2 separate regions of the Homo sapiens genome follow, and region 2 is linked to region 1. A link is a loop called in an ENCODE intact Hi-C map of the cell type or tissue named here. Cell type or tissue: PC-9. All regions are shown on one strand.

Region 1 (8,000 bases):
ACGGGGTCTTGCTATGTTGTCCAGGCTGGTCTCAAACTCCTAGACTCAAGCAATCTTCCTGCCTTGACCTCCCAAAGTGCTAGGATTACAGGCGTGAGCCATTGTGCCTATCCCTACAGCAGGTCTTAAGAGGACTATAGTCATTGGCAAATGGGTTGATTTCTTTGGGTATATCTGCCATAAAGTAGGCATGAAGTCACATTTTTCTAATACGACTTCTTTTTCCTTATTCCCCTTCAACCTTTCTAAGGCTTTCTAATAAAGATTGGCTCTGAAGGGCTCTTGCAGGCACCCTGATTCAGATTCATGAGGCGTGCTGACTCTTGGCCTGGGGATAAGAGCATCCAATCCTTTGAAAAAGTCTTCTCATTTCTCCAATGAATAGCACAGTGTCCTGTTTCTGCTGGGCCTCATTTATCATTCCTAAGAAAAATCTCTTGCAGCCAGACAGATTGTCTTTGAGGGACCATATCATATTCTCTGTTTTTCACAGGCTCTAATACTTAAGGTGCCTTCTAATTGCCTTTCTAGAAACTTTTAGAGGACTCAATAAATTCCTTAGAAGGCAGATTTCTAGATTTTAAGGACTTAGTGAGATGGGGGCAAATTCTTTTTAATCTGAGTGCCTGAAACACTGGTTGAGATTCTGAGCTTCACCTGAATTCCCTGGGAAAGGGAACTGTGGCTGAGTGCTGGTGTTTGACAGTAGCTTGGGAGAGGGTGGCAGCCCTGTGCCACGCATTTCCCTTCTCTGACTTATTGACCTCTTAATGCTGCTTCCAATCCTTTTTCGGACTCAGGATAGCGCAGAAATGATTCCACATAACCGCCACTAGTTTTTCATTTCTGTGTCTGATTCCTGTGTCACTCTGACTGCATCAGGGTAGTGCTGTGGTGTGTTCATTTCCCTGAAGAGCGCTGTCAATCACCCTCGGTCTTTAAAGTTCAATCCCAGTGAATCGCTAAGACTGTATCTGGTGTCTCTTTCCTGCACGTGGGCCTCATACAGTGGGGGCTGGGGCATGGGGAGAAGAGGATATCTACTTTCATATGATCTGCACAGGACATTAACAGAGGAAAAATGTCCCATCACTGTCAATGGAATGAATATTCTATCAAAATGGCTCTCTCATTCTCCAGTATTGAGATTAAGTTTACCTGCTGAACATGGTAAAATTTATTTCGGTGGCCTATGACCACCATTTATCAGCTCCCGACCCCTATCTATATAAAACAATAAGCATGATCTTAAGGCACTCTTAGGGGCTGTCTAAGAGATGTATATTTGCTGACATACAACCTGACTGAAGCCAAACACCATTACCCCTGTGACTGATTGGAGGGCGGCCTTAACTGAACAGTTTTATTTCCTTCCAGCAGCTGAGCTCCCTGACCATGCGAGCTGAGCTGACACGGCATTTCAAGTCCTGTTACCAGCTCAACGGTTCTCTTGTAAAAAAAAGCACCTCTTCATTTAGCCTCTCCATCTTGATCATTGCTGATGGGCTATCAATAATTTCAAGTTGGGTGAGCAGTTGGCTGAAGGTTAAATAAATTCTCTCGGCTGTTTGCATGATTATATCCAAGCGGAAGGATTCCAGTTTGAAGCGGGCTTCTTGCAAGTACTCCTTGGAAATGTTTCCAGAGTCAGAAAAGTTAAGAAATTCAGTTTTGGAGGCCCAAGTGCACTTGAAATGGAAATAAAGTCAGACATCGTAAGAACCTTGACATTTTAAAAAATGGGTTTTTCTGTATTTCAGATTTTCCTCAGAGTAATTTAGAACCCCAAAAGCCCACAGTATTAATTATTAGCAGGAGAAATTCTCAATACACTAAAGTGCTATTTTGGATATTGTTTTTTTTCTTTATTTGAGATGGAGTTTCACTCTTGTTGCCCAGGCTAGAGTGTATTGGCGCGATCTCGGCTCACTGCAACCTTCTCCTCCCAGGTTCAAGCAATTCTCTTGCCACCTCAGCCTCCAGAGTAGCTGAGATTACAGGCATGCGCCACCATGCCCAGCTAATTTTTTGTATTTTTAGTAGACAGGGTTTCACCATGTTGGTCAGGCTGTTTTCAAACTCCTGACCTCAGGTGATACACCTGCTTCGGCCTCCCAAAGTGCTGGGATTACAGGGGTATTTGTTTTTTAAAAATGAGCAAAATTATATTTTCAGGAATTTCAGCCAATAGCAATAAGGGTAGGAAGGTCTGTCATGAATTGCAGTCTTACCGAATATGGTTTTCAGTTGCTAAATAGTGAGCTTTTAAGTACTTTATTCACATTCAGGAGATAATTCTCTTTTTTTAGAATAAAATTTGTCTTTGGTTTTTCTCCCCCCATTCCAAAAGTGATATATATTGGTTACGGAATTTGGAGAAAATAGAGTTAAGCAAAAAGGAAATAAAAGTCATCCATGAGAGCTAACTGTTCCCAATGTGTTATAGTATACCTTCCTATTTTCTTCTATGCAAATGTACTTGTAATTTTTTCTCTAAGATGTGATTTAATTAATACAAAATGTTGTGGTTTCATATACACAGTGCCATAGTCTGAATGTGTCCCCTCAAATTCATGTGTTGGAAACTTAATCCCTGATGCAACAGTGTTGGGAGGTGCCTTCTGGGAGGTGCTGAGGTCATGAGGTTTCTGCCTTTGTGTTAGGCTGTTCTTGCATTGCTAAATGTCTGAGCCTAGCTAATTTATAAAGAGAAGAGGTTTAATTGACTCAAAGTTCTGCATGCTGTACAGAAAGCATGGCACCAGCGTCTGCTTAGCTTCTGGGGAGGCCTCAGGGAGATTTAACTCATGGCAGAAGGCAAAGCGGGAGAAGGCACTTCACATGGCCAGAGCAGAAGCAAGGGAGAGGGGAGGTGCCAGATACTTCTCTCTCTCTCTCTTTATTTATATTTTGAGACGGAGTTTCACTCTTGTCACCCAGGCTGGAGTGCAGTGGTGCCATCTCTGCTCACCGCAACCTCCACCTCCCGCGTTCAAGTGATTCTCCTGCCTCAGCCTCCGAAGTAGCTGGAATTACAGGTATCTGTTACCACACCCAGCTAATTTTTGTATTTTTAGTAGAGACAGGGTTTTGCCATGTTGGCCATGCTGGTCTCAAACTCCTGACCTCAGGTGATCCCCCCGCCTCGGATAAGAAAACTGAGACTTGGAAGGGTTGGGTACTTTGCTCAATATTATACACAGAGTATTTGCTCAATATTATACACAGAGTAAGTAGCAGAGCTGGAATTTGAATTTATGCTAACTGGCTCCAAAGTGCATTCTCTTAAGCACTATGTATACTGCTATACAAAAACACAACCCATTCATATTTTATGTGAACTTGAATATGGTAATTTGAAATCACATAATAAACATGTATAAATTGAATCACTCTTTTTTTGAGACAGAGTCTAGCTGTGTCACCCAGGCTGGAGTGCAGTGGCGCAATCTTGGCTCACTGCGACGTCCGCCTCCCGGGTTCAAGCAATTCTCCTGTTTCAGCCTCCCACGTAGCTGGGATTACAGGCACGTGGCACCATGCCCAGCTAAATATTATATTTTTAGTAGAGATGGGGTTTCACCATGTTCGCCAGGCTGGTCTCAAACTCCTGACCTCAGGTGATCCACTTGCTTCGGCTTCCCAAAGTGCTGGGATTACAGGCATGAGCCACCATGCCCAGCCTTGAATCACTCTTTATGCACAAAATTTAAAATGATACAAATGTTTCCAAATGAAAAAAAGTAAAAAATCTCCTAATTTTGAAGTCACCTGGTTGAGTGAATTGTAAACTGTGTGACGCTAATGCCACATGGTGGCGCCACTTCAACGAGGAAATAAATACCAACTACCCTTTATCAGCTCTATGGGAAAACCACAGTCTTTAACTACGCTTGAGAATAACCTTTAAATACAATGTAAGCCCTAAGAAGTTGGCTTCTTACTTACTGTAGCCTGGATCAGACTGTCTGGGTTCACTTCAGATGAAAGATGTTAGCTTCTTATGTTATCCTCACGGTGACTTTGAGTGACATATTAATTTCAAAGTTTACTTTCAAAAAGGCAAGGATTTGGGAGACAAAATGGCTAGGACATTTGGTAATTGAGCAGTAACTGAATACTTTTTACTTCTACCACCACATCTCAACCAGACCTTGCCTGTGAAATACACAGATAAAAATCGTACCACACCTGGTGCCCCCTTTTTGGGGAATGATGCAAATTGTTTCAAATTGGACAGTGGACTCTCCAGGTACTTTTTGTTGCTGTAAGACCCACATTGTTTATTTTATTAATATCTTATCTCAATGTAAATGTACTATATGCATTTTATTACCAGTTAAAGAAGATTGTAATCAATTTTCACGTGATGTATGTGTGTGTATACGTACATTTAATACATCCTTTAAAATATTAGGAATATTGTGGAATGTTATTAAACCAGGGTGGGATATTACTAAAAAAATAAAACTAGCAGACCCTTAGTGAATGTTTTTCCACTTGGAAAGTTTATGGCTATAAAGCTAAGAGTACTACTTGCTAGAGCATGAGAATAACTAAAAAGACTTACCCAAAGCATCGTTTCATCAAGAAATGAAATCTGGACAGTCTTTCTATTGCAAAGGGATCAAAACATATTGAAGTCATAATTTACTGAACTAATAATCATTTTACTATAAGTTCAAGGCAAAAGTGAATTCCTCATAAGAAAATAAGTTTATCTCATATCATTTAAGAACTGTCAGTTTATTCACAGGCCAGTGTTAATATACATGCCAATATACTAGAAATATACACCTAATAAAACTGGAGGTTACAGTAAGTCATTAATTAAGACTGGTGGCTTTGGCAAACCATCTGAATTAACTTTACAGACTCATATCAAAAGTGTTCTCTAATAGTTGGAGCTGAGGCTGGATTCCAGCTTCATCCCTCCTGGACCCCCTGAACTTTTTTTATTTGAAGAGGGCTATCTGCCTATTCCAGACTTTATTTCCCTGGAAACAAAAAAGAATATGCACAAATCACTGTATTTTGGATTTGAATATTATATTTAAAAAATGTATTTAAGGCCGGGCACGGTGGCTCATGCCTGTAATCCCAGCACTTTGGGAGGCCGAGGAGGGTGGATCACCTGAGGTCGGGAGTTCGAGAGCAGCCTGGCCAACATGGAGAAACCCTGTCTCTACTAAAAATGCAAAAATTAGCCAGGCGTGGCGGCTCATTCCTGTAATCCCAGCTACTTGGGTTTCTTTGAAAGGGTAGCTCACAGAATAAAGTAACATTCACTGACCAAAAACTATCTATAAATATCAAAGCATGTATATTAAAATGTCTTCCCTAAAGCCCTAGGCTCTGTTTTGTTGGCACCATTTCATGCACTGTAAATGGAAGGTGAATGCCCATTAAGGAGAATAAAGGAAAAGTGAGTGCTCCTTGTTCTCTTATTTGACCTCCAGCAGGTCAAGGAAGACAGATGATGGGATGGCGCTAAAAAGGCAGCCCCATTATTGAGAGATGAGAGAGCAGCAGCATTTACAGAGGAATTACCGTGAGCACATATGGGGACCAGTGCCCAGGAGAAGAAACTTGGCAGAATGATTCTGAACACAAACACTGAAGCCAAACTGCTTGGGGTTCTATCCTGCCCCTACCACTGTATGATCTCAGACACATTACTTAACCTCTCTGTGTCTCAGTTCCCTTGCCTGTAAAATGGGGAGAACCTACCTCAGAGGGCTGTTGTGAGGATTCAATGCATCAATGTGTGGAAAGCACTTAGAACAGTATTTGGCACAATTTACTCATTGAAAAAAAAATAGGTTTTACCATAGTGTTCTTCAGTTCCCTTAATGGCTACAGTGAAGTCTACATCCTGACTCTACATCTGTAAAGTTACCTTTGAAAACTGCAAGTGAATGCTTGTCAACCTCCTGCATGCAGGATCATGTTGAAACTCTTTGGCCAAGTACAGAGAACTTTTACAACTTCTTCCTTCTGCCTTCCCAGTTCTTGAACCCTAACTCCACAGCCCCCACATTCCAGACACACAAAACGATTTACTCTTCCCCAAATCCGGCAGGTTCCATGCCTCCAAACTTTGCTTATGCCGGTCCTTCTTCCTGAAATATCCTTTCCTCCTTGTCTAGCTAGTGAAACCCATCTAGGCCTAGTTCAAATGCTGCATCCTCTAAAAGGCCTCCTGAACCACTCCTCTGCCTGTCTGCCTGTCCCTCCTCCCATAGCATCACCCCATACTGAGGAATAAATCATTGTCACTTCTGTACTCTCATAGAAACTTAAATGTCATTATACTACATATAGCTCTAGATTACAAATGTCTAGAGGTCATCTGTTTCCCCAAACATCTGGTAAATAACTATTTGTGGCATGCAAGTTGTTTATAATGTTTTAGTACACAGGATCACTTTCAGTGCAGCCTCATCTTCTGCCTTTAACTATTCCCACCCCAGGTTCTGATCTCCTGAAGAGACCTAGGTTTTCTAATTAAGTCTTTATCTGGGATCACATTAATTTGCCCAGACACCATGGCCAGAGCAGCCCAAGCCACTCCTTCCTGATAATTAGGAGCGGGTGGTACTGGAGCTGAGACTGGATTCCAGCTTCAACCCTCCTGGACCCACTGGACTTTTTTTATTTGAAGAGGGCTATCTGCCTATTACAGACTTTATTTCCCTGGAAACAAAAAGGAGTGAGCAGAAATCACTGTATTTTGGATTTGAATATTATATTTAAGAAATGTATTTAAGGCCAGGCATGGTGGCTCACGCCTGTAATCCCAGCACTTTGGGAGGCCAAGGCGGGTGGATCACCTGAGGTCGGGAGTTCGAGAGCAGCCTGACCAACATGGAGAAACCCCGTCTCTGCTAAAAATACAAAAATTAGCCAGGCGTGGTGGCACATGCCTGTAATCCCAGCTACTTGGGAGGCTGAGGCAGGAGAATAGCTTGAACCTGGGAGGTGGAGGTTGTGATAAGCCAATATCATGCCATTGCACTCCAGCCTGGGCAGTAAGAGCAAAACTCCATCTCTGCAAAAAAAAGAAAAAATACAAAAAATAAAAAATAAAAAAGAAATGTTTAAATACAGAACATGAGAGCTGTGCCTGCCATCTCTATTATCACCGCCTATAATTCCTTCTCTTTGTCTTAGGGCAGGGGAAAGATCTTGGGCAAGTGCTGTAGAAGGTCTTTCTTCCCTGCAGCTCTCTGTTGAGGCTGACGATGAAGCAAGCACTGGAATTGCAGCCGTTGTTACACTGTATGGCGATATGTGTTTGGGTACCAACATCAACATTTTTTCATGCTTTAAAGGTTTTTCTAAAGGGAAATCGCCAGTCATGATGACCTCACTACGACTAGAATACAGGTTTTTAAGGGAAATTTTTAAATTCTGTATTTTTACTACTGTGGCTTTCAATAAACATGCTTCTGGCATAGGTGGCATCATGAAAATGTAAAGTGTCACTCAGGATGGGTAGTTTTGTTTTTTTCTTTTGAATCTCCGTAACATTTTGAATCTATAATACTTCAACATTTCCGATCAGCAGAGACCCTGAGTAGCAAAATAAAAAAAAATTATTAGAAGATGTGTTTGTTAGTCATGAATATGGAAACTAATGAAGTACCCTGGGCGGTCAATGTGTTCTGAACTCTTAAGTAAGAACTACTTTGGAGGGTGAACAAATGAGGGGCTGATATATCTCAGTTATTTGTAAAATGCCTCTCCTACTCCCTACTGTTAGGAATAGGGTGTGGGACATTATTATGGACAGAAGGACAGAAAAGAGCCATCTAAGGTGTGTAAGTGATAGCATGAAAACACAATGGTGCCTCTTACATAATTTTAGGAGGGAGGATGTGTGAATTGACCCTCGTGCCCACTTCCAGCAAATGGGCCAATGTGCTATCCTATGCAAAAGTGCTGGAAGCCAGTGTTTAAGACTTTAGTTCTGAATGACTTTTTGTCATTGGGTACAT
Region 2 (8,000 bases), 190 kb after region 1:
TATGTTGCAACTAAACTAAGGGAGAAATGAAACCACAGGTCTGCTGTCTCCTGGCACATATGTACATGCTTTGTTCCGAGTTATAAAATTGTGTGTATGAAGTTGGGAATTATCCGAACCCAGAAGTATCCTCATGTTCTTCTTATGTCACTAGTCTCCCGTACACTCCTCCCTGGACCCAAGGTGGCTTTATCTTTAATTACCATTCACCAAGTTTGCACGTGGTATTTCTCATTAGAAGGCGAGTACCTCTTTGTCCAAGCCACTGGGAGTGGGGAGCACTCAGTATGGCCTATCTTGAAGCTGTAACCCCACTCAGGTAGCCCCTACGCTGTTCTTAGCTTTCTCACTCCTGAGGTCAAAAGAATACAAACTATTCCAGCTCTGCACATGTCTCCTTAATGTGTCTGTCTCTTTATAAAGTCTTCTTGGAATTCACATCTTTTTATAATTTACTAATTTAATTCATTTTATATCTACAAATCTACTTTTCTTTCCCTTCTCGAGTACAATAGATTATGACTTGAAATCTTCTCTCCAATCAATACTGTGCCCCCAACACCGTCTTCCCTCCGTTTGTCACTAGAACAAAGCATTTGCTTATTGTATTTCACAATCGTGGTGACACCATCTGTACTGGTTGTATAATGTTTGGTAGGCTTTGTCATAATTTACTTAAACATCCTCTTGTTTACTGAACACTAGGGTTATTCTGATTCTTCACTGTTGGGAATGGTACTGTAATAAACATTTTGGAACATGAACCTTTTTTTTACCTTTTAATACTTTTTTCTCCTTAGAATAGAGTTCAAATAGTGGCCATTTCCATGTGATAGCCTCCATTAAAAAGCAAGCATTTCCCACACATATTTATGCATGTGTTAGATTCTTTGGTGGGGGTGGGTAATGGAAATGATTCCTTTTCAGTCAAAGAACTCTTTTTCTACATTTCCCTTCTTTTTCCTCCTTACCTTACTTTCTCCTCTGATCCTGCCTAGAAATCAAATCCAGGACACCAAAGCATGAGCCTTAGGAGAGCATTGCCAGGGCTGCTACGAGCAATAAAGTTATGGGTGAGCGACTTTACATCGTTACTGATCCTTCTTTTTCATTCAGTCTTCTCTGAGATCCCATCCAGTGCTAACGATCTTTGAGTCCTTAAACCAGTCTTTACTCAGCTCCTCCATCTTCAAGTACAGCCCTCTCTGCTTTTGTAATTAGCAACTAAGAATGTTCAATTTGTTATAAGTAATTAATTTAATTAATTAATAAAGTTACACTTAAGAAAGACTTTTGGGCCAATGCTTCATCACACCCAAGTTCCTTTTCTACTTCTTTTATCTGGAAAAGTAAATTTAGGCTCCAAAAAGTTTTCTGAAAAGCTAACAATGCCTGCTTTTTACAGAGGATGGTATTTTTTTTTAAATTTACTTCTATACCCTAAAAAGTACTTAGAAGTCTAAGATTAAATTCTCAGAATGGTCCTGTCTTTGGTAGTCCTAGTTTTCCAGGACCAAAGAAATCATGCTCCTTGTTAATTTTGCAAATCATGACAATACAGTAATAATAGTTCCTGATTGCCTAGTACTTTTACATATGTTATATAATTTATTCTTCTGTACAATTCTATAAACTGGGCAATGTAGATTTGCTTATCTTTATGGATGAGGAAACTGAGACTCCAGAGGTTACTTGCTTAAGACACAACAAGCCTCTTGGACTTGGATCCAATGGCTGATCTGGAGATTCCAGGGAATCTCTAGAGCAAGCCATTTTATACCGTTCTTGGCAAGCTCTGATAGCTCGCAATGCCTTCCTTATTTTGGGCTAAACCTCTCTCCTGAGTTGACTTCTACCCACTCACTTGTCCTGGTTTTAGCTTTCAGGCTCCATAGAAAAAGTCTAATATTTTGCTTCCATGTGACATGAAATTTGGGGACAAAAGACCAAAGTGTCCTTTGGGTCTGCTCTTCTTCAGAAGAAAGAAGTATGTTCCTTCAGCTATTTCTCCAATGGCATGATTTTAGCCTCATTACCTTGGTGAACATGTTTGTTTTAAACTGAACGTGATTCTCCGATGGGGTCAACATACAGAATAGCAGGATGATCTTCCCTCCTCTTCTAAAAGTTCTAGACCTGCCTAAACTACCCATTAGCTTTCTTGCCTGGACACCTTTAGGTTATATTCAGTTTACAATCTACAAAAGCCCTCTACCCATTTCCTCCTCCCCTCCCTCCCTCCCTTCTTCCTCCCTTCCCTTCTCTTCCATTCCCTATCCTTCCTTCTTTTTTTTTTTTGAGACAGATTCTCTCTCTATTGTTCATGCTGGAGTTCAGTGGTGCGACCTACTAGGCTCAATAGATTCTCCTGCCTCAGCCTCCCAAGTAGCTGAGATTACGGGTGCGTGCCACCACCCCAGACTAATTTTTGTGTTATTATCATTTTTTCTTTTTAGTGGAGACGGGGTTTCGCCATGTTGGCCAGGCTGGTCTTGAATTCCTGGCCTCAAGCGACCTGCCTGCCTCAGCCTCCCAAAGTGCTAGGATTACAGGAATGAGCTACCACGCCCTTACCCATTTCATACAAGGTACTATTGAGTTATGTCTTCCCGGTATTGAGCTCGTGCCAATGTCTTTTTGGATCAACTACAAACACACGTTTTTACTTTTCCCTATGTTACTTCACCTTTTATTAAAGTAGATTTGGTTCCCAAATTCTAAGCTGTTAAGATTTGAAGACAGTTTAATTCAGATTATTGTAGAGAAATCTAATTCATTCTTTGTAATAGGCATATAATGACTCCTACAATCAATGAGTCTCAATTTATACAAGTATCCTCTTATTGATATATATGGGCATTGTCTTGATTTGAATTTGTTTTGCCAACTGTAAGCAATGCTACAAGAAACGTACTTCCATATATATACTGGTGTTTTATTTAAAAAAAAAATAGTCTTAAAAGCTGGGTCAGAGGATGTCTGCATTTGTAATCCTAACGGCTATGAATAGATTATTTTACCAAAGGTAACAACAGTACAGAGTAATGCTGGCAGCATGTGAGGTAGCAAGAAGAGTTAGAAATAGATTTAAAAACAAAAGCATAAAAGAGTAAAATAAAGCTAGGAGTAAAGTAAGTCTCTGAATTTTTTCTATACCATACGTGTATTCCTTTGATAAAAAGCTAGCGAAAAATTCTCTCCTAAAGCTTTTTGTTATTAAGCCTGTGGAAATAATGGTCTTTTTCTCTGCACTGCTGAAGTATTTACTATTTGCAAAACTCACTATTTGTTCCATTCCTGAGGCAATTAATCACAGAGGATCCCTGACCATCAAGCGTTCTATTGTTATAATGAGCTGTCATTCAGAGCTTTCATTGTCATCCACATCTTTATGACTTAAGAGGTCAACCTTGGAGTCAAACGCACCAGGGTTCAAATTCCAGCCATTTACCCACTTACCAAGTGTGTGGTTTTGAGGCATTACTTAGAAGCCTTAAGTTTCAGCTTCATCTGTAAAATGGGTATAATACTTCTTTACTTTCAAGTATTCAGAATTAATAATGTAATGTATACAAAGCCCCCTGGAAAAGTGCCTGGTACACACTACTACTGGATGATTAATATTTACACATACTACCACTATTGTATGGTTAGGTGCCAGGCTTTGCAAAGCACTTTACATACACTTTCCTAAAACCAGAACTATGGCTGGGCACAGTGGCTCGCGCCTGTAATCCCAACACCTTGGGAGGCTGAGATGGGTGGATCACTTGAGTCAGGAGTTCGAGATCAGCCTGACCAACATGACAAAACCCCATCTCTACTAAAAATACAAAATTAGCTGGGCATGGTAGCGCTTGCCTGTAGTCCCAGCTACTTGGAAGGCTGAGGCATGAGAATCCCTTGAATCCAGGAGGGAGAGTTTGCGGTGAGCTGAGATCATGCCACTGCACTCCAGCCTGGGTGACAGAGTGAGACTCCATCTCAAAAAAACAAAACAAGCAAACAAATTAAAATAGAACTATAATTCACACATGTAGCCACTCAACTAATGATTTCAGAATAAAGTAAGTACTATTACGACTCCATTTTGTAGATGAGAAAATGAGGATCACAGAGGTAAAAGTAACTTGTCTAAGGTCAAACAGCTAAAATAAAACCTTCATTCAATGAATGTTAATTATACTAATTACTACTAATCTTGAGATTGCCTCAATATATGCAGCTTGGAACATGAGACTGATGAAACTTTAGGGTAGCTACTGGGATAATGAGTGACTGAAGGAGCTAACCCTACTTTAGGCTGCAACCAGCACCTACGTCCCAAAGGGCTAGAGTGGCGTGGGCAGGCATTCTATCTCTCTGCAGAGTGTAGCCATAAAGTGGAGAGGGTGGGGCCAGAGCCGGCTGAGAGTGAACGTATCAGAAATGCCAGAAGGTGGCAGTGTGGGGTGGTACCTGGAGAGGTATGCCTGGGGTCAGTGAGATGGCTGGGCCTCACAGGGACGGGTTTGGCAAGGATTAAGCTGCATTCATGATGGGACTTCAGTCTTTCTGGGATTAGGGTTCAAATCAGAAACAGGATAAAGTTCAGTAGTGACAACACAGTCACAGCATGGGGTCAGAGGGGATTATAGCTCTCAGGGTCATGGAGGGCCCTGGGGACTCACCCCACAGGCTCATGGCCTGAGGACCCCCAATATCTGACCAACGGACTAGGGGTTGGTAAGCCAACAGCTCCCGGGCCTCTGTGTCTGCTGTCAAGGGAAAGCGCACGGGGAGGGAACCTGCATTCATTGGGCAGATTCAAAGCCTATGTTAGCCATGTTTAGGCCCCAAGAATACACGGACATTTCAAACTCAGGGTTCCTTCCCCTGTGTTCTGTGTTCTAGCACAACCGTTCTGCTTTTTAAAACCTTCCTGTAGCTCTCTTGATTCAAATGAATACATCACTTAGAAGTTAAAACCAAAGGACATAGCGTATATCCCAGATGAACAGCAAGGATGGGTCTTTGAGGTTTGCTTTTTCAACAGCAGTTTTGCCTCTGGTCTCTGCACCAAAATCGGGTCCCTTCCTCATCTCATACATTCTCTCTTTGCTTTTACAGTTCAGAAAACTGCAGCATGTGACCCTCAGTGTGTGTCCCTCTGTAAAGCATCCACTTACATAACTTTTCCTGCTATTATCTAAAAATATATCAGTGCACTTGGCTTGAGAATGTTTTTGAGACTTAAATTTACACTCAGCACTTCAAAAGCATCACAGTAAGCCTGTTGAAACTTCCAGTGTGAAAGCTCAGAAATTCTAATAAGCACTAGACTACACTCACAAATAAAAAACATTCTTTCCAATCCTCTCCTGTAGGACTCAGGGAGAATAATTAGAACAATAGAGATAATACTCTCTGAAATTAAGCCAATTTCAGCTCTCTCCAAAGGTTTTCATTAAATGCAGGGGAAAGCCAGAGATATGAGCTGGAATCTTTTCCTAGCCACTTGCTGGCTGTGTAATGTGGGATCATTTGGCTGATCTTCCCAAATCTCTGTTTCCTTATTTGTAAAATGGGAGTATTTGAAAACTCCAGGAGTCATTGGGAAGATCAAATTCTATTATGCACCTGCAAGCTACAAAGCTGTTGTACACCTCATAACTGAGCGCCTTCTTTTCCTTTTCCTTCTTTTTTTGTAATTTATGTATTTATTTTAATTTTTTTAAAGTAGAAATGGGGTCTTACTACATTACCCAGACTGGTTTTGAAATCCTGGGCTCAAGCGATCCTCCCGCCTCAGCCTCCCAAAGTGTTGGGATTACAGGCGTGAGCCACAGCACCCAGCTTTCTTTTTCCTTTTATCTTAATTGTGCTTTGGTTAGTTTTTGAGACTGAGACATTTGACAGGACTTTGAGATGGGCCGCATGGCAGAGGAAGACCAGGAACTGAGACTCTAGCGTGGCTCCACCTCTCACTGCATTGTCTCGGGAAAGCAACCTTCATTTCTGCATCTCAGTTTCCTTTTATCTGAGAGATGTGGATCTTGACCAAATAATCATCAATGTCTCCTCTCAATCTATGATTTAGGGTTTAACCTTTAAATTCGGCAGCACCCTTTCATGAATGGTCTGAGCCAATGACGAGACAGCAGCATTTCTCTTTTGGTATTGCCAGATTAGAGGTCTCGCTGGTGGCTTTTGACTCATACCTGTTTTCTTTCCTGCTTTGCTCTATGCTTTCCACAGCGGTGATCTCATTCAATTCTCACAAGAACCTCATGAGTCAGAAAAGGCAGATATGACTGTCTGCATTTTACAGATGATGAAAATGAAGCCTTGGGAGGGTGATAAATCTGCCCAGATCACCCAAGTAGTTGGAAAAGTCAGTTCTCCAGAGGTTGAAAGGGCCTCGACTCTCCAGGGACTGGGGAAACCCACAGAGAGAAACCCACTCCCCTGCATCCAGCCTTGTCTGAGCTCCCATCCTCTCTTGTAACAGCCTCATAACCAGTCTTCCTCCTCATGCCCTTCCCCTACCACACAGTTGCTTCTCAACACAGCAGCCAGAGTGGAGTTTTAAAAATGTAAGTCAGGGCTGGGCACAGTGGCTCATGCCTATAATCCCAGCACTCTGGGAGGCTGAGGTGGGTGAATCACCTGAGGTGTAGAAAGAGAGAGAAAGAAGAGAGAGAGAGAGAAGGAGGAGGTGTCACACACTTTTAAACAGCCAGATCTCATGACAGATCACTCATTATCTCGAGGACAGCACAAAGACATTTGTGGGGGGCTGCCTCCCCATGACCCAAACACTTCCCACTAAGCCCCACCTCCAACACTGGGGATTACATTTCAACATGAGATTTGGAGGGGACAAATATCCAAGCCATATCACTCCTCCTCTGCCCTCACTAATTGTATATAGTTAATTGGCCTACATGTCTTTCTTCCCTGATAAAGTGTGACTGCTAAAGTCACACTTGCAGTTCTGAGCGAACCAGGATGATGGTTCACCCCCACTGTGAGCTCCATAAGAGATCCTGTCTCACTTTTCTTTGTCTTTCCAGAGTCTAGGTGAGACCTGGAGCACCAAAGTGTTAGTTAAATAAAAAATGTACACATGCGTACTCCAGCTTTTAGAGGCTGGACTGTGTTCACTTTGAACTACTTTAAAATGAGCTCTAGGCTGGGTGCAGTGGCTCATGCCAGTAATCCCAGCATTTTGAGAGGCCGAGGCAGGCGGATCACTTGAGGTCATGAGTTGGAGACCAGCCTGGCCAACATGGAAAAACCCTGTTTCTAGGAAAAATAAAAATAAAATAAAGTAAAATAAGCTCTACACATCTTGGAAGAAAGTGAGAAATATCACTATGAATAAATCCTATTAGAAACAGGTCTTTTTATGCACCCTGGCAGGCTGGTTGGCCCGTTCAGACACACCTTGAAATGTGCAAATCGAATACACAGGGTGGCCCTCAGCCTGTAGTATCTTGCTGCTCAAAGCATGGTCCATGCACTAGCACCAGTGGTATTGCCTCAGAGCTTGCTAGAAATGCAGAATCTCAGGCCTTACCATAAAACTGCTGAATCGGAATCTACATTTTAAGAAGATCCCAGCTCATTCATATACATAGTAAATGTCAAGAATCGCTGCTTTAGGGCCCGTTAGAAATACCTGTGGATCCACATCTACTTTGCCAGCCTTACCCTTGCAAATGTTGCTTTGAAAGATTGCCAGGTAGTGCTCAGGCATCTGATTTGGAAAAAAAAAAAAAATGTTTATTCGCCAGGCGCGGTGGCTCACGCCTGTAATCCCAGCACTTTGGGAGGCCGAGGCAGGCGGATCACGAGGTCAGGAGATTGAGACCATCCTGGCTAACAGGGTGAAACCCCGTCTCTACTAAAAATACAAAAAATTAGCTGGGCGAGGTGGCGGGCGCCTGTAGTCCCAGCTACTTGGGAGGCTGAGGCAGGAGAATGGCGTGAACCCAGGGGGCGAAGCCTGCAGTGAG

Evidence for each region. A loop is a pair of places that touch in the nucleus more often than their neighbours do. Peaks named below come from ENCODE experiments on the same cell type or tissue, not always from the same donor. Only the 100,000 strongest peaks of a DNase experiment are listed, where the experiment ranks them.
Region 2: it touches region 1 in a loop (3-fold over the local background); 5 of 110 quality-filtered maps call a loop at or near these places.

Annotation. Positions count from the first base shown.
Region 1 is chr15:59,721,278-59,729,277 of GRCh38, forward strand. No RefSeq gene overlaps it. Among named protein-coding and RNA genes, the nearest start is that of BNIP2, 36 kb to the left of the region's middle. In PC-9, a CTCF peak has its summit at 3,780 (motif pointing right); a DNase peak (open chromatin) is centred at 3,854.
Region 2 is chr15:59,913,274-59,921,273 of GRCh38, forward strand. No RefSeq gene overlaps it. Among named protein-coding and RNA genes, the nearest start is that of FOXB1, 87 kb to the right of the region's middle. RefSeq lists enhancers at 6,353-6,402, 6,463-6,572. In PC-9, a CTCF peak has its summit at 4,452 (motif pointing right); DNase peaks (open chromatin) are centred at 4,438 and 6,258; H3K27ac peaks cover 2,302 bases.